3 separate regions of the Mus musculus genome follow, and all the other regions are linked to region 3. Evidence: chromatin loops called from intact Hi-C (ENCODE). Cell type or tissue: left cerebral cortex. All regions are shown on one strand. Links, peaks and the distances in the headings refer to the core of each region. The heading gives the core; the rest is flanking DNA. Region 1 overlaps Gm30246 (a long non-coding RNA gene). Region 2 holds the start of n-TEttc6 (a tRNA gene). Region 3 has its middle 29 kb from the start of Lacc1.

The links. Hi-C counts contacts between places; a loop is a spot of excess contacts. Peaks named below come from ENCODE experiments on the same cell type or tissue, not always from the same donor. Only the 100,000 strongest peaks of a DNase experiment are listed, where the experiment ranks them.
Region 1: a loop joins it to region 3, with 2.8 times the contacts of the local background. A loop is called at or near these places in 2 of 42 quality-filtered maps.
Region 2: a loop joins it to region 3, with 2.4 times the contacts of the local background. A loop is called at or near these places in 13 of 42 quality-filtered maps.

What each region holds. Positions count from the first base shown.
Region 1 is chr14:76,785,851-76,793,785 of GRCm38, forward strand. All of the region lies in intron 1 of Gm30246 (a long non-coding RNA gene), which reads left to right. Among named protein-coding and RNA genes, the nearest start is that of Gm30246, 9.1 kb to the left of the region's middle. In left cerebral cortex, for the core only: no CTCF peak of the experiment used is centred there; a DNase peak (open chromatin) is centred at 3,726; H3K27ac peaks cover 415 bases.
Region 2 is chr14:76,149,132-76,157,066 of GRCm38, forward strand. n-TEttc6 (a tRNA gene) reads left to right here and starts at 3,643; the gene lies at 3,643-3,714. In left cerebral cortex, for the core only: a CTCF peak has its summit at 3,099; DNase peaks (open chromatin) are centred at 958, 1,474, 2,597, 3,168 and 2 more places; H3K4me3 peaks cover 1,810 bases; H3K27ac peaks cover 1,063 bases.
Region 3 is chr14:77,003,699-77,011,633 of GRCm38, forward strand. No RefSeq gene overlaps it. Among named protein-coding and RNA genes, the nearest start is that of Lacc1, 29 kb to the right of the region's middle. In left cerebral cortex, for the core only: a CTCF peak has its summit at 4,742 (motif pointing left); DNase peaks (open chromatin) are centred at 2,106 and 4,739.

The DNA of each region.
Region 1 (7,935 bases), core at 997-5,996, 220 kb before region 3:
ACTCAGTCTACCATGACCCCTTATGAGGTGACAGACAATCCTGGTTTTCCAGGAATACCTTTCTTTTCTAGTTACAAAAGAGAAAGCAAAGGCAAACAACTATGGTTCCATTTACTAGGCTGCGAGAGGCAGAGGGAGGATTCAGCAACTTTCCTTGTTTTTTAGAGCATTTTGCAAAAAACCAATCTGGTTAATCAAGAATTATGTTGATGAGGACACTCGTGAGTTAAGATTTTCTACATAATTACATACCACCCCCCCCCCCATGAATCTACCTGTGGAGGGTGAAATGGGTATAATATAAGGCCTCCCCCTTGGCTAAGAGGAATATAAAATCTCTAGGTAGTGTGTTAGTCTACGTTTAGTTGCAATACCCAAATACCCGATGCCAGATCATTTGTAAAGAAGAAGGGTGTATTTAGCTCACAGTTCTGGAGTCCCAAGAGCATGGCAGCAGTCTCTGCTTGGCTATGGTGAGGTGCCCATTGTGTATGGCATCCTGATGGTGGGAACACGTGGCAAATGGGGGGCCAGACAGCAGGGAGGGGCTGGTCTGACTCACTACAACCACTCTCTCCAGAACTATCTGGAGTCTCAGGAGGCATTAATCCCTTCTGGTGGCAATGTCCCCAGGAATCTAATCTCCACCCTTATGACTCACCTCTTAAAGGTTCCATTATTCTCCAATATCACCGTACTGAGTCCCAGGATCCCAGTATATGAGCTGGCAAGGGACAAGCTATGTCAAATAATAGCGGATAGGAAACCGAATATTTCCTTAGAGAGAAAAGACAGCACAGTAAATCATTTGTCCAAGGGTGCCATAAAAGGTAATGAAGATGACAATTCTGGGGACCCTCCTGTCCATGGGGTAGGTAGACAGGAACAGCAACTCCCCAAGTGCTTTCAATAGGATGGACATGAGTGGCTGTGCTATCCTGGACCAGGGTCAGTGGAGTTGCCCGCTAACTAATAAAGATTTTAGTCCATGTTAACTAAAGCTATAGCTTTAGTTATTTCTCCTTTTAAAAAGACTTCACACAGAGATACGCCCATGTATCCGAGTCTCCGTTCTAATTCAGGATCAAGAAAATATAGTCCTGTGTTACCTTTGAAGTTTTCAGCCTTCATCTTGAGAAAAGTTTTTCCTTAGATCCTAGGTCCTCCCCAGACAGAGAAGGCAGTGTGACTAAGAGCCTGGTGACATCAAGCTGAGACGCAGCATGTCCCCTGTCCCGCACTCTGTGCTATGTCCTAATTCTCTTGCCTCTCTCATGTGCTCATGTGTGGCTAGGTAGGAAAGTGTGTTTGAGGACTGAATAGTGGACTTGGAAGGATGGCACAGTAGTTAAGAGAACTTCCTGCTCTTGTAGGGGACAGGGTTCAGTTCCCAGCACCCACACCTGGTGGCCCACAACTCCCTATAACTCTAGTTTTAGGGGACCTGACACCTTCCTCTTGCCTCCTCTCACACCTACATGTGTGTGGTGCACATAATCTCTCATAGGCACATAGGCATGCACAGGAATCAAACTCAGGGAGTCCTAGTCCTTGGGTTCCCAGATGGCACCCTATTGTTGGAGCTCCAGTAAGCAGGGAACCAGCAGTTCCCCAATGCTGCCTGAGTAGTTTGAAAGGACTAGAGAAATTCATTTCAGAAATGTGAAAGTATAAAACCTGTCTGTATTCTCGCCCAATTTTCTCGTATCTCTGTCTCCCTCACCTAAAGCTGCTCCCATCTCAGAACTAAAAATTATTCATTAACTGAGATCCGTGAAAGGCTCAGTATGAATAACCGAATATGGTAGAATTTTGGACGCTGTGACAGGAAACAGGAAGCTCAATGCGGGGGCTGTGGGGTCTGTCCTTAAGCTTTGGGGCACTTGCCCAATGACTCAGAGACCACACCTGCCCACTCAGCCTACCCACAAGGCCACTGCTGGGTATGACCAGCTCTGCCGGGCCCATGCCAGCCTGCACATACTTCTTCCTCGGCTGGCAGCTACAGGCCAAGGAGGGTATCTCAGAACCAATGTTTCCTGGCTGAAGGCCAATCTTGATCTAGTGCCTAGGAGGTGCAGAAAGGCAGGGACAAAACATAAAACAATCCAGCTTAGGGGCTGGAGGAATGGCTCAATGCTTAAGAGCCTTTCTTGCTTTGGCAGAGGACCTGGGGTCAGTTGCCAGCACCTATTTTAGCCTCAGGGATCACTTTCTTCTGGATTCTGAGTATGCACAGGTTCGAGTGTGTGCACTCCCACACATACACAGGATGAAAAAATAAAAACAGTGTCTTAAATGAGCCAGCATGAGCAGGTGTCACTCTGCGGATTCAGACTCCATCCCATCTCCTGTAAGGGAAGTATCCCTTTATTCCCATTCAATAACGAGTTATTGAGGGGCAAGTTGGCTCTGCAGGAAAAGGAGCTGGCCACCAAATCTGACAACATGAGTTCAATCCCCAGGATCCACATGGTAGAAGCAAACTCCTTCTGTCTGGCTTCCACATGTGGTTATGGCACACACACACACACACACACACACACACACACACACACAGGATTGCAGGCACACACAGAGGACACTACACACACACTCATAGACAACACTATGCACAGATTCATATATATACACACACACAATGAACTATAAAATGTAAAAACAATGAAAATAAAAACAGGGTTTTTGTTGTTGTTTTTTGTTTGTTTGTTTGTTTGTTTTTTCTGAGACAGGGTTTCTCTGTGTAGCCTTGGCTGCCCTGGAACTCACTTTGTAGACCAGGCTGGCCTCGAACTCAGAAATCCGCCTGCCTCTGCTTCCCAAGTGCTGGGATTAAAGGCATGTGCCAACACTGTCTGGCTTATAAAAACAGTTTTTAATGCACATACTTTACTTATACAAAAATACCAAGAAAAAGGTTACAAACATAATTCTAATAATGTATATCAAAAATGTATAACAGCAGCATAAGGTGATCATACTACAATGGAATATAGGAAGATAAAACTCCAGGTTCTTGGAATAATTGTATGCATGTGCATAATAGCTAGTCTTGGAGCCATGTTTGAGGTATCCAAGAGGGAAGAGCATTCTGAGGTCCTGAGAATTGAAATAGGGGAAGAGTGGCGAGTATAAGTTTTTACTAACTTTTAGTAGAAAATTTCAATTTTCCACTACGGATATACACAGCAGGCCACAGAAGTATTAACAGCGTCCTTGGCTGCCACCAACAGAGAGAAGACTATCTAAACACTATATTCTTGCAGGATTAAGCACACATGTTCTTACCATGACATGAACCTGTTTAGTGCTTACAGTCTAGAGAGCGAATGTGGTTGGGCTTATTTTCTTTGTAACCCTATGCATTTTCTCTGGCACATTTGAATGCAATATTCTGAGAAGGAACCCACAGGCTTCAGCAGACAGCTCAGGAGGCTAAGGGCTTCTAGAATGGAAGCCACCTGTCTGTTTGGTGATACCCAGAAAGCCTTATTGCTGAGCTGGTGTGTAACATTAAGAGGCAAAAAGTGTTCTCTGATTAACTCGTTCGTTTCTTGAACATAATAACAACAGACGAGCCCCCTGGATGGAGTCCCGGAAACTGAACATTTGAAGGCCAGTCATCTCCAAAGTGACTTTTCTCTGCATGCCAGCATGAGTCAGAGAGGATGCTTAAAGTACTCCAGAGACAGAGGACTTGAAACATAGAAGGTATTAATAGAATCCCTCCGACCTTGGGGCTTCAGTTCCTCCCACAGCCTTCCTGGTCACATGTTGGGCATCCCGAGAGGCTGAGCCTGACTGTGTGAGGAAGACTATTGGAGACACTCAGCCGAGTCAGGAGCCCATGTGTTCTGTAGCTGTGACAGGGTCACAGTCCTAAATCCAGTATGAGGGAGTGGAAGGGATTGGTCTGAATTCTTTCTGGGGAAAAAAAAAACAGCTCTGCCATTTGCCACCTGTCCAAAAGTTTGCAGAAGTCCCCTGCAGAGTTTATGTTAATCCCAGGAGTATCACCTTGTTGTTTCACAAGAAAAGTTACCAAGCTTTGCAAATGGCACAGGGTCAAATCAACCAGCTCTTTTGGGAATCTCATGGACCCACGTCCTCTTCTCTGAGATCCATGCATCCCATTTCTCTCCGACTAGTGAGTTAGCTTTCTGCCACAGATGGCAAGTAGTTTCCCACTGGGGTATATCACCGGATCACATGACATCTTCACGTTTTCAGAGCAGGAAAAGGAATGTCATTTTTGCTTCTCACAGGCCACAGAAATTTATTAGCCCTTGAATTCCATGTTCATATTTGGTATGGCTTAAGGTAGGAATATGTTGAGAGTGATCAAGCAATCTGAGAGTTATTCATGTAAAATGACCCAACTGTCCAGCAACAGAGACGAACAAGGATGATTTGTAGTTCTGCATTCTGTAAGGGTCTCCTGAACAGTAACGAGTCTGAACTACTGCTACCTGCAAGAACACGGACCAGTCTCACGGGTAGAAGACTGAGGGAACCAGAGAGAAGAAAATATAAAGATTTCTATTTATGCGGAGATCAGCCACAGGCAAAGCAGGCCTCACCGTTAGAAGGCAGAGCTGGGACTACCCGGGCACAGGAACAGTGGTTGAAACAAGACAGGAGGAATATGGAGTGCAAGCAATAATTCTAGTTCTTTTTTTTAATTTATTTTTTTATTAGATATTTTCTTTATATACATTTCAAATGCTATCCCGAAAGTTCCCTATACCCTCCCTCCACCCTGCTCCCCTCCCCACCCACTCCCGCTTCTTGGCCCTGGCATTCCCCTGTACTGGGGCATATAAAGTTTGCAATACCAAGGGGCCTCTCTTTCCAGTGATAGCCAACTAGGCCATCTTCTGATACATATGCAGCTAGAGTCAAGAGCTCTGGGGTACTGGTTAGTTCATAATGTTGTTCTACCTATAGGGTTGTAGACCCCTCCAGCTCCTTGGGTGCTTTCTCTAGCTTCTCCATTGGGGGCTCTGTGTTCCATCCTATAGATGACTGTGAGCATCCACTTCTGTGTTTGCTAGGCACTGGCAATAATTCTAGTTCTTGACTTGGTTATGTGGAGTGTATGTGTGTGTGTGAGTGTGAGTGTGTGTGTGTGTGTGTGTGTGAGAGAGAGAGAGAGAGAGAGAGAGAGAGAGAGAGAGAGGGAGAAGTTATAGAGCTGTATATTTTGAATTTGTGCATTTTTTCCTGTGTCTATGCTATATGTCAAACCAAAAACCTAGATTTAAACCTTAAGCTGCAGACCTGGTAGGTAACTTGGTCAGCAAAGTGCTTGCTTTTCAAGTGAGGGGACCTGAGTTTGACTCCTGGAGCTGACATTTTTTTTTAAATTGGGCACAACTGTTTGCATTCGCAATGCCTGCATTGGGGTGGAGGTGGGGGTGGGGGTGGGGGCAGAGTTACTGAGCAAGGGAGATCCCTCGGATTCTCCGGCCAGCAAGCCCAGCCGAGGTGAGTGAGAGGCCCGCAAGAGACCCCGTGTCAGAAGATAAAAGAAAAGAAAAAAGGAAAGGAAATGAATGATGCATAAAGAATGAAACTCAAGATTGTCAGCTGACCCAGACAGACAGACAGACAGACAGATGCATGCATACACAAACATCACGAGCACGAGACAGAAATGTATGTGGCCATTGTGTTTGATTTTTAATATAGCCTTCTCCAGAGTACAGATGTTCCCTGGGGACTGGTAATATCTGAACTGGTGTCACAACATCAGAAATTCTTAATTGGGATTTTTTTTTCTAATAAGGGTCACCAGGAAATAACCTATCCTGCCTTCTGTCTGTGACTGGATTATAACACTACTTGATTGACATTTTTTGTTCATTTAAATGGCAGCTATCCTCAAACCAACTAGAATCTGCTCTAATGACTTGTTTAAATGACCTTAACTAGAGAGCGATGCTGTGACCTGCCCTTCAGAGAGCTTCTCTCCAAGCAGGCAAGGTTGACCAAGGTAGCTCTGCTCTGACAAGGGCACCAGCTAATCCTGTACACATGGCAGCTGTACTTGTTCCCACATTTGCCTGCAGTGTGCGCTCAGCATGAGGTCAAGTCAGCAGACCCTCCTTTTAATTGCTCAGCCCACAGAGAATCCTCTTCCCCTAATTGGTAGCTCCAAGTGGGAGCGGGTTTTCTAAGCAGGGCTAACCAGAGCTGTGCAGTCTCTTCCAGGGCCCTCCTTCTGTTCCCAGAGTCCTCTGCTGGGTCTGTTAAAGTTCTTGCCATCCCTCCCGCCTTCTCCCTCCCCATCTTTGCATAGAAAGCTTCTGGGATCCCTTTTGCTTGTAGTTCTGCCTCCCTGCCCACCCACTGCACAGCAGAGTGCAGCAGATGAGCTCTTTGTTGGTGGTGTGAAAGGCAGGAAGCTTGCTAAAGACTCGCTGAAGCTCAGCTCCCACTGCAAGGCCCTGCATCCAGCAGAAGAACAATGAAGGGACCTCCCATTCTCCAAAGCTCCTTTTGGACTTCCACATTTTGGGCTTTCTCTGGAGTAGGACCTTCATTCTGCTTATTAGTGTGGAGCACTAGAGAGACAGCAGGTGCTGGTTTTAGACAGAGCCTACGCCTGAATCTGGCAGGCTGCCTTCTAAGCCCTTGGCAAGTTATTTCCCTCTGGTTTCAGTAAATTCTTAACCGTGAAATAGGACTGATACCATCTTCCTTGCAAGGGACAGGGGAGGTTATATAAACAGAACGTATGTTGCTTGGAGAACAGTGTTTGTAGATGGTACTTCAAATGCATTTACTCAGTAAACATCCCATTAGCGTGGAATAGATACCAGAAACCTGGATGACTGCGGTGACGCACAAAACCCCCACTCTCAGCACAGACTCCTGTTCTTATGATCACTAAGTGCAAAGATGCTGTTATAGTTATTTAAAGAGAAAAACATGCAGGATTCTCTACATGCTTATCATTTGCCTATTTCAGCATCCATCTCCCCTCTGTTCGTGTGTGTAACTCTTTTACTCGTATCTATACATACTAACTACAGTGTGTGTTGCTGTTAAACTTTATGCTCTTATAATTCTCTATGTGAAGAGAAGTCTGCTATAAAATTATAACTACATACGTACGTGGAGATAATTGCTTCTGAAGCATAGGGTTTGAGACAGCCCTTTTAAGTTTCTACTTTGAAATTGTCTATGATGTTTGGCATCTCTAACACTCAGGACCATTTAAAGAACTTTAACATAGTCAGGTTTTATGAACTAAAACTTGTGGAAGTATAGACAAAATGCCAAAATGGAGAATGTCAGAGTTGGTGTGAGAAGTAGGGAGTTTGTGAAGTGCAGTAAATCTTAAAGTGGTTAAAACGTAACGACCCTCCCCCTTTCACTTTCAAACTAAGTACAGGCCCAGGTGGGTTTATGGGTGAGTGGTTGGAGCTCTAGAGGAAGAACAGATTGCTGGCCATGTTCTAAGTTACCCGAAGAAGACAAAGAACAAAAGCAGCCATGCCCTTTTACAGCATTGGCTACAGTCATAAGCTGTCAGTGTTAAAAGACAACGAAAATTATAAGCAGCTTCCCCTGACTCAAGTAAATGTGCAAGAAAGCTTTTAAAGTATTAGTTAATTAAATCTAACAGTCTAATGACTGAGTCACTGTTAGAGGTTCTGCCAACACAATTGAGAGCCTTAGTAAGTTAACTTTTTACACTCATGTTAATTTCGATTAATGTAGAAAACGTATTTGATGTATTCTCTGCTTGTTTGTGACTTAAAAAAAAATCTAAAACAAAGCAAACTTAGCAAGTGAATTGAAAGCATTGCTTCCCTTAGTTTCCTTCAATGGAAGACTGTTCTTTTCCATCTCCCTCAGCAAACATCCTTGCTGGAGAAACCTGGAGTGTGTTCTTTTTTTTTTTTAAAACATTTTTTATTACATATT
Region 2 (7,935 bases), core at 943-5,942, 860 kb before region 3:
GACTGTTTCTCTGAGACTGATTATTGAATAAATGAAGGGACCATCACTCAGACACCAAGGAGTGGGCTTGTGATGGCTAATCTTGGTTGTCAACTTGAGTTCAACCCAGAGTTACAATGATCTGAATAAGTTGTTGGGGGAAGCTTTGGCCTCCCAACAGCCTTTTGAGGTCAGACCTGGTCTTAGAAGCTGGACCTGGTGATGTCAGGCTGTAGAGATTAATTTGCCCTGGTGCTCACCAGGGGAGGGGCTGCTACCCCAAAGAGCTCCAAGGTTAGTTCGGGATTCAGCCTTAGCCCAGGGTCCAGCCCGAGTCCACTGGCAGGGACTTGCGATCAGAACTAACAGCTACGTATTTCTAATGTTCTTCTAAAAGCTAGCTCTCCGGCCCCCTGACATGAAAAGCACCTCCAGCCCTGGGTGACTGGCAAGCAGGCCTGAATGACAGCCACATCCCCTGGCTACTGTAGTGTCTGGCAAGTACAATATGTTTGGGGCTTTCCCCCAGTGTCAAACGGTAGATAAAATGGGAGAGAATCAACCATGTATTCACCCGGCCAGAAATAACTGTTCCTGTGTCAACAAGAAACCTTTGTCTGTGTGTACGTTTCCTTCTCCCGGGGAACATTTTGTTCTTGCTGCTGGTTAAAAGGTGGCGACTTTTAGATAGAAGTACAGCAGGAAGTATTTAAGTTAGATAAAAAACCGAGACTACTCGGCCAAATGATTGACTACGGGATTAGGTTCCCAGGGGTTTTATGGAATCTGACTTAAACTCATGAACCTTGTTGAGCAATTCCAGGGTGGTGAGAGATCTGCCTTGATGTGATTCTTTTGAAAGCGTGTGTTTTGGGATTCCGAGAAAATGGGCGTGGCTTGTGATCGGGAGCCCTGGGAAGGTTTCCTGGAGCTGAACTGGCCTCAAGGTTGGCTCAGAGTGGAGAGGCTGGCCTGGCAGAGGGACAAGGAGGGCGGAGCATGTAGACTGTTGTGGGGCTGGGAGCAGGCTGTGCCAGGGCACAGTATGGAAAGAGAGGCTTGCCTGGGGTATTTGGAGTTTACAGACAACTAGAAATGGAGACGGACCCAAGTTTCTGGGCTTCAGTGGCACCCTACTTTTAGAGCCAAAGACAGTTTAGTCCTATGCATTGGTGAGACTCAAAAATCGAAGGACATCGCAAGGGCAGGTGTTTGCTAATGGTCACACTTCCACCCACCCAAACCCCCTTTTTAAAAAAGACTCTATAGCTGTCTTCAAATTTGTGAGCCACCGAGCAGTCAGTATTTTTAACCGCTGAGCCATCTCTCCAGCCCCCATACTTCCACCCTTGCTCCCTGAAGTGCTCTTTTGGAAGTCCCCGGTAGATGAAGCTGGGACTCTGGATTAACAAAGTCACTGGAAAAGTCTTCTGGACTCCCTGTCTCTCGGGCCCAAGCAGGGCTGCCTTCTAGGAACCCACGTCGCGTCCCACGTCCCACGTCCCACGTCGCATGAGAGCCAGCCCTAAAGCAAGCACAGGCCTGAGAGCAGTGAGTCTGGGCTGCATTTGACTCCTTTCTTTTCTCCATCTGGCCCTCATGCTCCGCCGGATCCTCCAAAGGAGGAAGCCGCAGGAAGAAGTGAGAAGCAGGCTGCCTGCCTCTGGTGTGGTATTTAACTACTATATCACTAGCTCTTAGTTAGTTTGCTCTCTAAGGAAAGGAGTTTATGATGCTTACTCATTTCCATGGTCTCAGTGTGGCTGTCTCCAACTACCAAAGTGCTGTCCTGAAACAGAGTCAGGAAGAGAAGCCCACAGTAAACATGGAGAACCAGAAGCCAGCAATTACTCCCAAACCTAGAATGGGATAGAGGTCAGAGACTTGTCTATAATCGATTGAATTGCTGTCTGTTCTTTTTACTTAAAGAACCTAGAAGGTTTCTGGTAGTTACTGTCCAGTGGTTAAAACAAAGAAACAAACAAACAAACAACCCCGGGAGTTTCAGTTTTAGGAAGTAGTGAGACAAAAGCAAACTTGTTCGGGAGGGATTGGGAGTGGGGGTGGGGGTGGAGTACCTCTATCATGTGATTTACAGTTAAGATTGAGGGAGGGGGTGCTTTGCTGAACTCAGGAGTCTCCACCCATTCCTGAGGAAATATTGGGTTAATGGCTGCTGGGGGAGGGGAAGATATTTTCCTCAATGGTATAGCCACTGGCCAGGTGCCCATGAACCTGTAAACCTTTTCCCAGTGTTCAGGTAACTATCCCTAAGTATGTTGGTACACACACACACACACACACACACACACACACACACACACACACAGCCTCAACAGAGGAAGAGAACCAGCAGGATCCGGTTTGTCAGGAGGGTATGGGGTGAATATGATCAAAATACATTATGCACGTGTGAAAACGTTACAATGAAACCCATCACTGTACATTTAAATATATAATAACGAAAACTTTTAAAATGTAAACTTTCAGCAGGGCGAGGTGATGCGCGCTGTTGGTCGCAGCACTCCGGAGGCAGGTTTGCATGAGCTACGGGCTAGCTCAGTCTATATAGGGAAACTCTTGTTTTTATTTTTTAAAAGAAAAAGTAAACTTGTATTTGGTTATATCCCATGGATGGCAGCCACCCAACGAATAGGTAGCATTGGTGATTTAGATCCTTGAAACTGTAATATACCTAAATTTATTTATAATATACCTAAAATTATTATCCTGAGACTAAAAATTGGAAGCCAAACATGAAATCTCTGCCTGATCCACTCCCTAAATTCAGAAATAGGATGCAGGGCTCTCTATAGGTGGTAAGGTTAGCTTTGGAGAGTATTCTGGACGTTCCCAAACAGGTGTCGCTCAAAATGACACCTCATGGAAAAAAAAAAAAAAAAGGAAACATCAAAGCTAGTATAGAAGTTGCCGGCGGTGGGTGGACGGGCGAACTTCGGGAAGAGGTTTCTCCTGTGCATAGTAGATATTGCGGTTGTAGCTGCTAGCCTCTTTGTTGGCTGCTCAGATCCCGCGCTCTCCTAGCCAAGGATCTTTTTATCATTGTAGGGCGAACACGGCCAACTTTTTCTATTTCGGAACTGTTGCGCGCCTGCCTCTGGGTGTCACTCGGAAGCCGTAGAAGACCAGCCCCAGGCTCTTCCAAGTTCCCGGGGTCAGGACCGGAGGCAGGCAGGATTTAAGGGGATCCAACATCAACAGAAAGAACTGTGTGACTGAGCATCGTCTCTGTGCGCGGCTCCGATCCACCGAGAAGTGCCAGAGAAGGAAGGCGGCCTCCTGGCCACCGGGTTCCCGGCGTCCTAAAGAGGATTGGTGGCTGGGCACCTGGGTGAGAGCCGCAGCCAGCCTTCTGGCTTGGCGTGACTGCAGCAGTAGAGGTAGCCTGCGTGCCACAGCCGCTTCTATGCAGAGCTCTGGTCCCACGGAGACCAGCAGCATCAGGGGAGAACCGATGCTTTGTCATTGTGGATCCGATGGCGCCACAAAAGATCGGGACCAGAAAACTGCAGAGCGCAGTGTGGGAAAGTGGTTCACGCATGCGCAGAACCAAGTTTACAGTCATGGGTGGAGTCTGCAGATTATGGGAGGAGCGGAGTGAAGAGACTCAATTTGTCTGAGCTCTGTGACACACTTGTCGTCTCCCACATGGTCTAGCGGTTAGGATTCCTGGTTTTCACCCAGGCGGCCCGGGTTCGACTCCCGGTGTGGGAACGCCAATATCTTTTAGAATAAAGACACTAGGTTCACAGAAGACACTGGATTCACACTGCCCTGACTTGAGAAGTGAGTTTTTAGAGTTTATATCCCATTCTCTGAGCCGCAACGCCACAGAAAGAGACTTAAGAGAAACGGCATACAGGGCTAAAGTGATGGCTGGGAAGAAAGAAAACGAGAGATCGCACACCCCTCCCCTGGCATTTGGACTCGACCAAAGAAATCGAACTCTTTGACAGAAAGGGTGCAATTTAGGGGGATTATAGACTCGGAGGCTGCATGAACCTGTCTGAACGAGATTCAGACGTCTCACTTAACTGGGGTTAAAAGGAAAGAGGAAAACGAGATCTACAGACAGGAAATAGATTCAGGGACGGCCCCTCGCTCTTGTTGCTGGAAGACCCGCATAACAACCAAGCTGCACATCTCCTACATATTTGTGAGGAGCCTAGGTCTAGCCTATGCTAGCTCTTTGGTTAGTGGTTCAGTCTCTGCGAGGCCCAAGGATCCACGCTAGTTAACTTTATGTTGGTCTTCCTGTGGAGTTCCCATCCCCTTCCGAGCCCTCGATCCTTCCCCTAAATCTTCCACAAGACTCCCGGGGCTGCATCTGATGTTTGACTGTGGGTTTCTGCATCTGTTTCCATGGGCTGGGGGTGGAGCCTCTCCGTGGACAGCTATGCTAAGCTCCTGTCTGCAACATGACCGTGTGTGGGCGGCCTTGTCTGGCCTCCGTGGGAAAGGATGCGCTAGTCCCGCAGAGACTTGATGTGGGGTAGGGGGGCGGGAAGGGGAGGAACCCAGGGAGACGTCCCCATTCCCAGAGGAGAAGGGGATGGGGGAATGGGCCGGGTGGGGGAGCTGTAGTAGGGGAACTGGGAGGAGAGGGTGGGTCAGGTATTGGGAGGCAAAGTGAATAAATAATTAAATTAATGAAAAAGAAAAGGTCTGAGAGAGGGAAGAAAAAATAGGTTTTCAGAAATATTTAGTAGCAAGGAGATACCAACAATAAAAACACACTTTCTTCTCTAATATATTTGACTGACTGACTGAATGAATGAATGATACCTTCCAACGTTCATGCTTGACTAGAATTGGAAATTTCAGTATTTCGGTGTGGCCAGTGCTGAGATGTCTCACATCCCCACCCCCCCACCCCCCTCTCAAGTCCTTCACCCCTTCACGTGTCCTGACATGCAGATAAGAAACTCTACAAAGGTTAGAGGCCCCATTTCTCTCCACTAGGGTTGAATTTTCTGACCCCGCCCCCTCACCCCCCGCCCCCCCCCCCAGTTTGTTCTAGACTACCAACAACACTGAGAAATGTCTGTAGAAACGACTTGGCCTCCCCAGGTCTGTGAAATCCACTCCATCAAAAATTCTTTCAGATTTTAAGGGAAACAGACGTTAGTCATCCTTCATGAGGACCTAAGGCACAATATATGTGGTAGCTCATACCTGTAAACCCAGAATCAGGGAGGCTATGAGGACTGGCGCCAGTTCTCAGTCAGCCTGGGCTACACAGTGAGGCCTTTTCTCGAAACACACACACACACACACACACAAACACACACACACACACACACACACACACACAAAACAAAAAACAAAAAACCAAACCAAACCGAACCAAAATCTCTAGCAGGACTTCAGAGGAGAAAAGGATCGATTAGCCAGTTCAGCCTTTATTGAACTAGATAGAACAGGGCTGATTGGAAACTGCAGATCCTAACAATAGCAGGTGATATTCATTGAGCACCTGCTATGAGCAAGGATGATTTTACACACTTTATGTTATTACTAGATGGCATTACTTCTGTCAGGGCTCGATTAGGAGATTTGGTGGCACACTCATAGAGCGTTTAATAAAGATCCTGTGTGCCTGTGGGAGCTAGAGGGCAACCTTGGGTGTCTGTCTGTGGGGGGCTAGAGGGCAACCTTGGGTGTAGCTCTTCAGGCTTCGTCCGCCTGGCTTTTGTGAGTTCTGAGGGTTGAACTCGGATCCTTGTACTTTACCAACGGAGCCTTCTCCTCAGCTCCAATATAGGGACTTACAAGTGTCACATACAGTTTTGGATAAACAAGCATGCCAGCCCGTTACACGGATGACGTAATGCTAATTGGTCTGAGTGAACAGGACTTAGCGATAAAGAATTTTCCTGTCAGGGGATGAGAAGTAAATTCAAACAAGATGCAAGAACCTTCGACCTTAGTAAGCTTTCCAGGAGTCAGGCTGGCGAGGGACGACTCTGCTGGTAGAGGGGCTTGCCGCTAAGCCTGAAGACCTAAGTTCCGTTCCCAGGACGACTCCTAAGAGCATATTCTCACCCTCACATGCATGCCATGGTGTGTGCAAATAAATATGTGTGATAAATAAATAACTGTGATGAAAATGTCCATGGGTCCTGTCATGTGGGTCATGCAAATATATTCTGTTTAAGGAATAAGTCACTGTACCGGGTCCCTTCTGCCCCAAAAGCTGTTAGTTTTGACTGGGACCCAGAACCGGGGTGAAGGTTCTGCAACAAGTGACAGCTGTTTTGTCACTTGTTAGAGGCAGGTGGCAATGCTGTCTGCAGCCTTTGGCAAGGCCTCATAGGTGAATCATGATGAACGCAGGGCCCTGACACTTTGTCATGAGCCCATTGCCCAATGACAGGCATGGCTGGAGAAAAAGACTGACCACTACACCCAGAATGGACTGTCCTGTCTACTCGACTGTCCTCCTCTGCCGAGGTCACCTTCTGATGGGCGTTTACATGTGACACAAATATCTTCCCAGGGCCCTGCTGTCATCTGCAAACATATATCCTCCCTTTGAGAAACAACTTCTGGCCTGCTGCAGGGTCTTGGTAGAAACTCAGCACCTGACAAGGGGACCCCAAGTTACCACACAGCCTCACCTGCCATTATGAACTGGCTGTTATTTGATCCACCAAGTCGTAAAATTGGACGCATGGTAATCCACCATTAAATTGAAGTGATATATATGTGATTGGCCCTGAGCAATTCCTGAAGGTGTAGGTAAGTGACAAAAGAAGTGGCCCAAACGCCTACAGTTCATTCTGCTGATATGGAGTCTTTCACCCACAAGCATGTCCTTTGCTTCATGTGGTGGACCCTCAGCCCGGTGACTGAGGAAGAGGAGTCCAAAGCCTTAGTCACAGATGGTGCTGCACCACTAGCTACTTAGGTACCACGTGGAAAAGGAGAGTGGCAACATCGGAGCCTCTTCTGGGCACACCTCTGAGAGACAGTCTTAAAGGGAAAAAATTGTAGTGTGCAGAACTCTCAATAGCATCCAACATCATACATTCTACTTGGAAGGAAACATGGCTTATTATACACTACCTCACTGGGGGTAGCCGATGGTTGATTGGACGGTCTAGGGCTCAGAAAGAGCATGACTGGAAAACTGGTGGGAAAGGTATTCTGTGAAGAGGTATGTGGGTAGACCTCTCCACATGGGCTAAGGGCGTGAAGATGTCACATGTAAATGTCCATCAGAAGGTCACTTCGGCAGAGGAGGACAGTTGAGTAGACAGGACAGTCCATTCTGTGGGTAGTGGTCAATCTTTTTCTCCAGCCATGCCTGTCATTAGGCAATGGGCTCACGACAAAGGATCAGGGCTGGAGGTTATGTATGGGGTCAGCTACACGACCTTCCATTTACCTGAGTGTCTAACCTCTCAGTGGCAGAGAGGAGCACCGTGTCAGGTTGATTACATGAAGTCCCTTCCATCATGGGAAGGGCAGCACTTTGTCCTTCGTGGGACAGATACTTATTCTAGTTGTGGATGTATCACTTGCACACAACGCTTCTGCCAAAACGACCATCCTTGGACTTACATGATGCCATCGTTAAGGAATTCCACAAAGCCTTCTTCCCGATCCAAGGACTCAGTCCACAGCCAAAGAGGTATGGCAGGGCACTCGTGGTCACAGAATTAGCTGGTCTTACTGTATTCCCCATGACCCTGAAGCAGCTGGCTTGCTAGAATTGTAGAATAGCCTTTGAAGACAGTTACAGTACCAGCTTGGTGGCAATAGCTTGTAGAAATGGTCCAAGGGCCATTAGAAGGGTGTGCATGCTCTGAATCAGTGTACAATGTGTGGACTGTTTCCCCAACAGCCAGGATCCATCCAAGGGTCCAGGAATCAAGAAGTGGGAATAGGAATGGTCCCACTTACCATCACCCACTTCTGTTTCCCATTACT
Region 3 (7,935 bases), core at 1,792-6,791:
TACGCGTGTGCGCACGAGCTCGAGCCCACACACACGACCTGCCACACCCTCCCACCTCACACATACATGCACAGTTAAATAAGAAATGAGAGAAATGGTTTTCTTGGTTGCTCAGCCCTCTGTAGATGCTGCTCATTTTCTGATTTCTTTGCAGCAGTGGATCCCAGAGATGTGATGTGCTTTTCGTCTCTCAGTTGTCTTTTCTCTTCGGGTTTCTTTGATAGTGCTCGATTTTGAATTACTTTCTCAATTTTGCCTTTGAATATTTAACACGACTGCTTATTTTATCATTGGCTGTTCTTTATCAACCTGCCCTCTGAATCTTCCTCACCATCTTCTGCCTCTAAATGCCCTAGAGCCGATACGCCATTATACATCTCAATAATGACTGCATCGGTGTCCAGATGGTCTCATTTGCTATATGACTTCAGAAGCCACCTATGTACAGAGGATTTTTCAAAAGGTCTCTACCCAGGCCCTTTCTAGTCTTCCTCTCAAGACTACCACTTTATCCTCTGATTCTCTATGTCCTTTTCTCCCTTTCTGTTTCTTCACAGCGTTTGCCCTTTGGTGGTGTCTACACAGTGCATATCTGTTCATTCACATTTACCCCATCCATTTTCCACCCAAATGTATACTCCACGAAAGCACAACTTGGTTTTATTTCTTACTTCATATCTTCACCAGACAGAACAGATTCTACTGTGCTACACATTAAGTGATCAATAAATATTTGCCAAATGAATCACTGATGTCCAAATTTGTAATAATTTAACCCCCGCTTATTTAGGTCAAAAGTATCAAGGAAGAAAGAAGTTCAACTCTCAGTGTTGTTACGGCAGGTGGTCTGAGTTAATTTGCCACAAAATACCAAAAGTCAAGAGGGCTGAACTGAGAGACACAGAGTCAAGTGTGTAAGCCAACGGCAGCAAAAATCCAGCCTAGTTCAAGAAGTTGTGGCTTGGGTTAGGGAAACAATAGAGAAGAAAGGCTGAGGCACAGTACCTCATCTTTCTATCTCTCTGGTAAAGAAAGGGAGGACAAGGGCTCTAAGCAAGGCTAACCAGTGAAAACATAGCAGAAGGACGCTTTTCAAGACCCTGGAGACCTAGCATCTGGTGTCTGCTTCCTTCTGTTCAGTATAGGATCAGAGCTGCCTGCAGCTTAATGCCCAAGCCCAATCCAGTACTGTCTAGTTTCGATAGCCAGGGAGGCTCCATGAGGAATGGAAAGATAAATAAAACACAGCTGTCTTCAGGGTGTCTGTTGACTCAAGTGAGCTGAGAAGACACAGCAGCAACGTTAGGTAACAGGCAGCGTGCTCGACAGAGCGTAGAATCGCAGCAAATCATCTCTCTAAATGAGACTTGGAGTTGTGTTTAAAATAGAGCTAGTCTCTTGAGTAGAAGAAAAAGAACAATTTCCTACTTGTTCGTTGCTTCACCTGCACAGTGTAAGGTTCATGCAGAATTATTCTTTGTTTTGTTTTGTTTTTTGAAGACATGGTCTTCTTATGTGTCCCAGGCTGACCTTGAACTTTTGACCTCTCTGCTTCCATTTCCCTAGTGCTGAATTGCATGTTTGTATGATCATCCATGCTCATTTTATGTGGTGCAGTGGATTGACGCCAAGGCTCCGTGCATGCTAAACAAACACTCTGCCAACTGAGCTACAACCCCAGCCTGCCGAATTGTTTTTGCTTCCTTCTAACACTAAATTGCAGTGATTCTCAGTTCATAGGCATATACCGTGAAGACACATGTCTATGTAGATAATAAAATCGCATTAAGTAGACACTGCTAATTTATGATCAACTGCCACAGTAAGGCTAGTTAAGCTTGAGTCTATGAGTCTATATCAGTGGCACTGGTAATTTATTCATGAGCAGTGTAAACAAATTATAGAGGGAATGCCTATCTGTTTTAAAGGACAAACTGTTTTGAAAGCATCGGAGTTCTTCTAAACAGATAGCAGAAGTGAACACCGGCTCCTCCGAAAACACAAAGTAAGATCCCGAGCTGGGAGCCCCTGAGAGAAGGGTTGGCTCTTCCAATGCTCTGACCCTCAGCTCACCTCAGAGCCCCAGGGAGCCAGAACTTGTTTTGACTAAAGGAGAAACAGAGGAAATCATCTGTAGAATCATGGGGCCAGCAGACTGCCTCCCCCTGTCAACCACTCCTGCTGTCCTCATTGCTCTGGCAGTAAGAAGTGTGTATGCAAGACAGACAACAAAGTCGCTGCAGCCAGGATTATTCACAGGTTATTATGTAAAATTCCCTCATTCCGTAAGATTTATTGAATATTTATTTGCTGGGAGCATTGCTACTCATTCCGGTGTCACCATGGATTTTCAATATCAGGAGTTTATTTAGTCTATAAAAACTCCTCAGAACATATTATAGAAATACCTTGTTACTATACAGTTAGTTTCTTTTAGGAATACTGCCTCACAAGGTCGCATGAGGACCTCCCAGGCCAATGGGGCATGACCAAAATGGAAGCTAGGGAGGTTTGGAAGTGGTAAAATTTACAAAGAGTTTTTAGGAGTGAGTCCAGAATAGCTAAGCTGAGAATAAGATACAAATTGGCATTTAAAACCCACCACCAAATGGATCGTGAGTACAGGGTGGGTAAAGGAGGACAGGAATAAGAGTCATATGACCTGTCAAATGAACAGTCATTCTGAGAGCGGACCCAAAGGCTGATCTGGATGGCTCAAGGCTGCCTGGACACGGTGGCATATAGTAATTTGAAGGCTGAAGCTGGAAGATCACGAGTTCAAAGCTACTCATGATCAACAAGCCAGGGATAGAAAGGTTTCTCTAGACACCGCCTCAAAAGAAAAGACTGCAAAGACGGGCCACGGCTGAATACACAGAGGCAGGGCATTTTCAGCTGCACATTTCCTAATGCTGATCATCTGCGCATCCTTTAGGTTTCCAGCGCTGTCATCTGTTAGTGTTTTACCCAGGCCTAGCTTCTCCCCAGCAGCTCTCTCCAACTCCTCCTACCCAAAAGGAGATAGATCCCCATTGTCCAGATGTCCCATGAAAACACTGCAGTTAACCAAGCCACAGTTCTGCCATGGACACCGAGCTCCTTTAGACTAAGGACCGATTCTTTGCTTGTAGAGTTTATATTGAAACCTTTACAATGACTGAGGAACTCCCCTGTGAGAAAAGCTTTAAAAGGTACACGAAATAAGCCACAGAAATTTCATGTTGGGAAGACTGTGGGAAAAGAAAGAAGAAACCCGTGGGAAAGAAACAGCCTTGGGACTTTTTAGGATGAATGCTCAATAATGCATCATTTATTGATGCCTTCCATATATATATGTGAAGCTGATTGGCATACATAAGATAAAAATGCTCCCAAAATAAATTTAGCTTCTCATATCACCAATATAATCTTCCTAGCTGCTGTATCCTCTGTCCTAATGAATGAGATCACCACCCACTCATCCAGTGACCTTAGCCAGGAACCTGGTGGCCACCCAGCCATTTACCTCAATCAGACTTGATTCTTTGCTGACTTACAAGTGCTATTCTGCCCTTTCCTTACTTTGTTTTAGGTCTAAATATCCCCGCCACCCATCCAGGCTCTGTGGTCATTCCAATGTGGTTTCCATGCGGTAGATCTTACTCCCCTCTCATGAATCTCTATAAAACCATGGGGGCATCTTTCTGAAATGCAAGTCTATCTTTCTTATTATTCTTTCTAGACCTTACAACAATGCCCAAAAGATAAAGTCCTAACTTCTTTGCATGTCGTTCAGCCACCCCCATAATGTGGTCTCTTGCCCCTTTATTTTAATATCATTTCTAACCACTGCCCTATACACCTAAATAACAGTGTCGGGCTTTGAAAGATCACGCCATTTCCCCTCAACCCACCTCTATGATCATTTCAACTGTTTGAATTACCTTCAGACTCAACCTCAGGACCAATGTTTTCGTGACTTCCTCTGCAAGAAGCACATGAGTCCCTACTGTGCCTAGCCATTGCCTGTAACAGAGCAGAGCTCCATGTTGTGACAAGGCTTTTTCTACTAGGAGGGAAGAGATAGAGTCTGGTGTAAGAGTGGCTGTGTGTGTGTGTGTATGTATATATGTGTGTATATATGTGTGTATATATGTGTGTATATATAGTGCATATATATATATAGTACATATATATTTTGTGCATATATATATTTATTGTGTGTGTGTATATATGTGTGTGTGTATGTATGTATATATATATATATATATATATATATATATATATATATATATATATTGCATACAATACCTCCAACCCTGAACCATAAAAGTAACTCCTATTTGCAGAGCATGGGTGAGGTGAAAGAAGGGTCTCAAATAAAAAAAAAATTCACAAGCAGTGACTCAGACTTGGAAAGTTGCATTCAGTTTAAAGTTTTTTTTTTTTTTTTTTTTTTTCTTGGTACATCTGAATCAGAGGTTTTGCGAAAGGAGCAAAGAAGTAGGGGGCGGGGGGGGCGGGGGAGCCGGTCAGAACAGGCAGTATCTCTCAATAAATAAAAGATCAGATGTAACAAAAATAACTCAAAGACTTCTGCTTGGGAACCTGAAAGATCGCTGGTGTCTTGATAGGAAATTATAAAGCTCAATTGTACATTCAGACCTGTTCCTGTCATCTGAACTTGAAGCAGTGACTAAGAGGAAGAGCTGGCTAATTACCTGCAAGTCCTTTAGGAGTGTCCTTGCCAATCAGAGTGCTTCTGCCACCTGGTGGCAGTCTACCCAATGTTTTATTCAACTGCTAAGCATGGCTCCTTCTCATTCAACACAACGCTCCCCCACCCCCCACGCCCCATGACATCATGCAAACCAAGAGGGTCAAATCTCTGTGTTCAGTTTAAGGGCACCATGAGACACCTACATCCTCAATGATGTGCATTTTCTAAAATCAGCACCCAGTATCTACAAGGTATCATAAAAAAAAAAGTAATTTGTGTTATTTTGTCACTACAGTCATGAAACTAAGTAGTATTGGGGCTGGACCCAGGGCTGGCACCCCCCCCCCCAACTCCCAAAGTTCTGGACTTTTGTTATGCATACTTAGACATGAAGAAAATGAAGGGGTCCTTAAGATTTGCATGCAGATTCTCTGGTTATGAACACAGCCAGGTAAATAAAGCGCCCAAGTTGGGTCATGCTGGAGTAAACTGTGTGGGCCTCGGTGTCACTGAAACGATTCTCCACTGAAAAGGACACACCTGTTCTTAAATCTGAAGAGACACCATAAGAGATTTAAAAAATATTTCTAATCCAAGGCCCTGCTTTCAATAGACACTCAACGTTTTTAAAAATTGAATCATGGTGATGCATTAAAAAGTATCAGGTAATCCTAGTAAATAAAGTGATTTATAGCTCTGTAGTTCAAAAGGAATAAGGATGGGATTATATCAAAGATGCGTGGGAATCCGTCTACAGAAGCTCCAAATGGCTCTTTGGGGCCACAAAAATAAACCAATATGTCTATAACCCAACAATACCTACTCAAAAGACCATGTTCTATAAATGATGAGATAAATAGTAAACGTCCCAGATAGGGTTTCACACGATTTGTGCGGATTCCACACCCCTCGCTGAGATTGAGCACAACTCAGTGCATTGTACATTAAACCATGGAGGAAGAGTTGATGAAGCCAAATTGAGAGATACTCAACAAAATACCTGACTAACACAGCTCAATGCTGCGGTGATCACGCAACATCCTGGAATCATAAAACTGTTACAGCTAAGATCAACACAAGGAGTTCTGATTAGATGCAGTGGGGGATCCTAGATGGGGTCCCCAAAGAAAAGGCTGAAATATTAGGTCATCAAAAAAAAAGACATTAGGTGAAAAGAAATTTAATTTTACTGAAGTATGGATTTTATTTGATAATAGTGTATTAACACCAGTTCATTAATTTCAAGAAGTAAATCAAACTAATGTAAGATGTTCAGAGACACTAGGAGTGGGGTTAATATGACTCGTTCTATTATCTTTGCAATTTTCGGTAAAAGTGAAAGCTATTCTGAATAATGTTTTAAGAAAATGAGCCAGATCTCCCATTATAATCAGCAATAACCAGTGCCATGTGGTGAATCAAAGAAACACCAAAATATTATTAAATGACTCTTGGGAAATTAGATAGCAAACCATACAGGAGAAACAAGAAACATTCACTTGAGAAGTGAGAAAGATAAAACATGATTTAAGAGTAAATATTATTTTTATTAAGTAAAACATAGGAAAAATCCACAAACAACCAAAAGAGAAAAATATGCACTTTGATAATTCCATGTTTATAGTGTTTTGAGTTAAGCTGTTCTCAGACTATGGGTTGTAAGCCCTTTGGAAATTGTATATCAGATATCCTGCATATCAGATATTTATATTATGATTTATAGCAGTAGCAAAGTTACAGGTATGAAGTAGCAATGAAATAATTTTATGATGGGGAGGTCACCATAACATGGAGAACTGTATTAAAGGGTTGAAGCATGAGGAAGGTCGGGAAGCATTGTCTTAACTGAAGAGAAATTATATTCAGAACAAATTAATTGGTCTCATTCTGCTTTGGGGATAGAATTAATTTAAGTGCATGGACATTCAACATCTGCACGTATCCATGTATCATGCCTAGGGTAAGACAGAAAATATCAGAAAGTTGTGGTGCTAGACTAATGGCTTAGCTCCTGATATCACTGTGGCTGTATTTTGACGTTTGGGGAACATCGTGGAAGGAGAAAAATCCATCATCAGGCAACAGACAGAGAGGTAAGAGCACCAGGGCTGAAGACAACACCTACAAGGCTTATCAAGCACAAAGAAGTTGCACTGGAGCCTGCCCAGAGCTCTCAGCTTTAGAGACTAGTGTTCATGGTACTGGAGGCTACCCTGCATGCCATGAAAGGAGAAAGATAAATCCAAATCCAGCTACCAAGTCTGTGATCTACAATGTTGATTCTCCTGCAAGATATACCGGTGCAATTGTGGCAGAAAGCTCGTCTGATTTAACTTAAAGCCTATGCAATGGAGCCCATCCCTAACACTGCTTGAGTGGCCAAGAACCAGAGGCCAGATAGGCAAACCGAATGCATTCTGTGTGTGTGTGTGTGTGTGTGTGTGCACACGCGCACGCACACATATATATGTATACACACACACGCATATATATATATATACATATATATATATATACACACAAAATTGTATATATGTATATACAAAAGCAGATACAGGACAAAACAAAGACACAAACAGAAGAAAAGAGCCGAAGAGAGAGCGTGAGATACACATGTAGATGCAGAGACACACATGTTTATGCACACAGAAAACAGGAAGCTCTGATGTTATGCAAAGGACCTACAAGGTAATAAAACAAACAATGCCCCAGCCTTGTTAAAACCTTCTGAGACAAAGAACCCCCAACAATGCCAATTCCTTTGTTTTGTGTTGGCCAGCTACAGCTGGGCATGGTGGCTGGCCTTATGGGTGATTCCACTGTGATTCATTAGCAAGAACTGATTTTCCATTTGCGATTGGTCATCAGTGAACATCACGTCTGAGTTAGGGATGGGTGTTTGTGTGTGTGTGTGTGTGTGTCTCCTGTCAGTACTAGGACCTGGTGTCAGAAAACCACTCCCATGAGTTGGAGAAGGTGTGTGGTGTTCTGATAGAATTTACAGACTCCCAATTCTGCAATAGAAGCTTCTTAGAGAGGAGGCCTACAAAGTTAGCTGGGTTCCAACATCTTTGAGAAAAGCCAAGCAGAGCATCACCATACATTTTAACTGTGGAGATTTGAACAAGAGTGACTTCCATAGGCATGTACATTCAGACGTTTGGTCCCCAGGAGGTGGAACTGTTTGGGAGGGATTAGGATATGTGTTCTTGTTGAAGGAAGTGTGCCAATGCCCA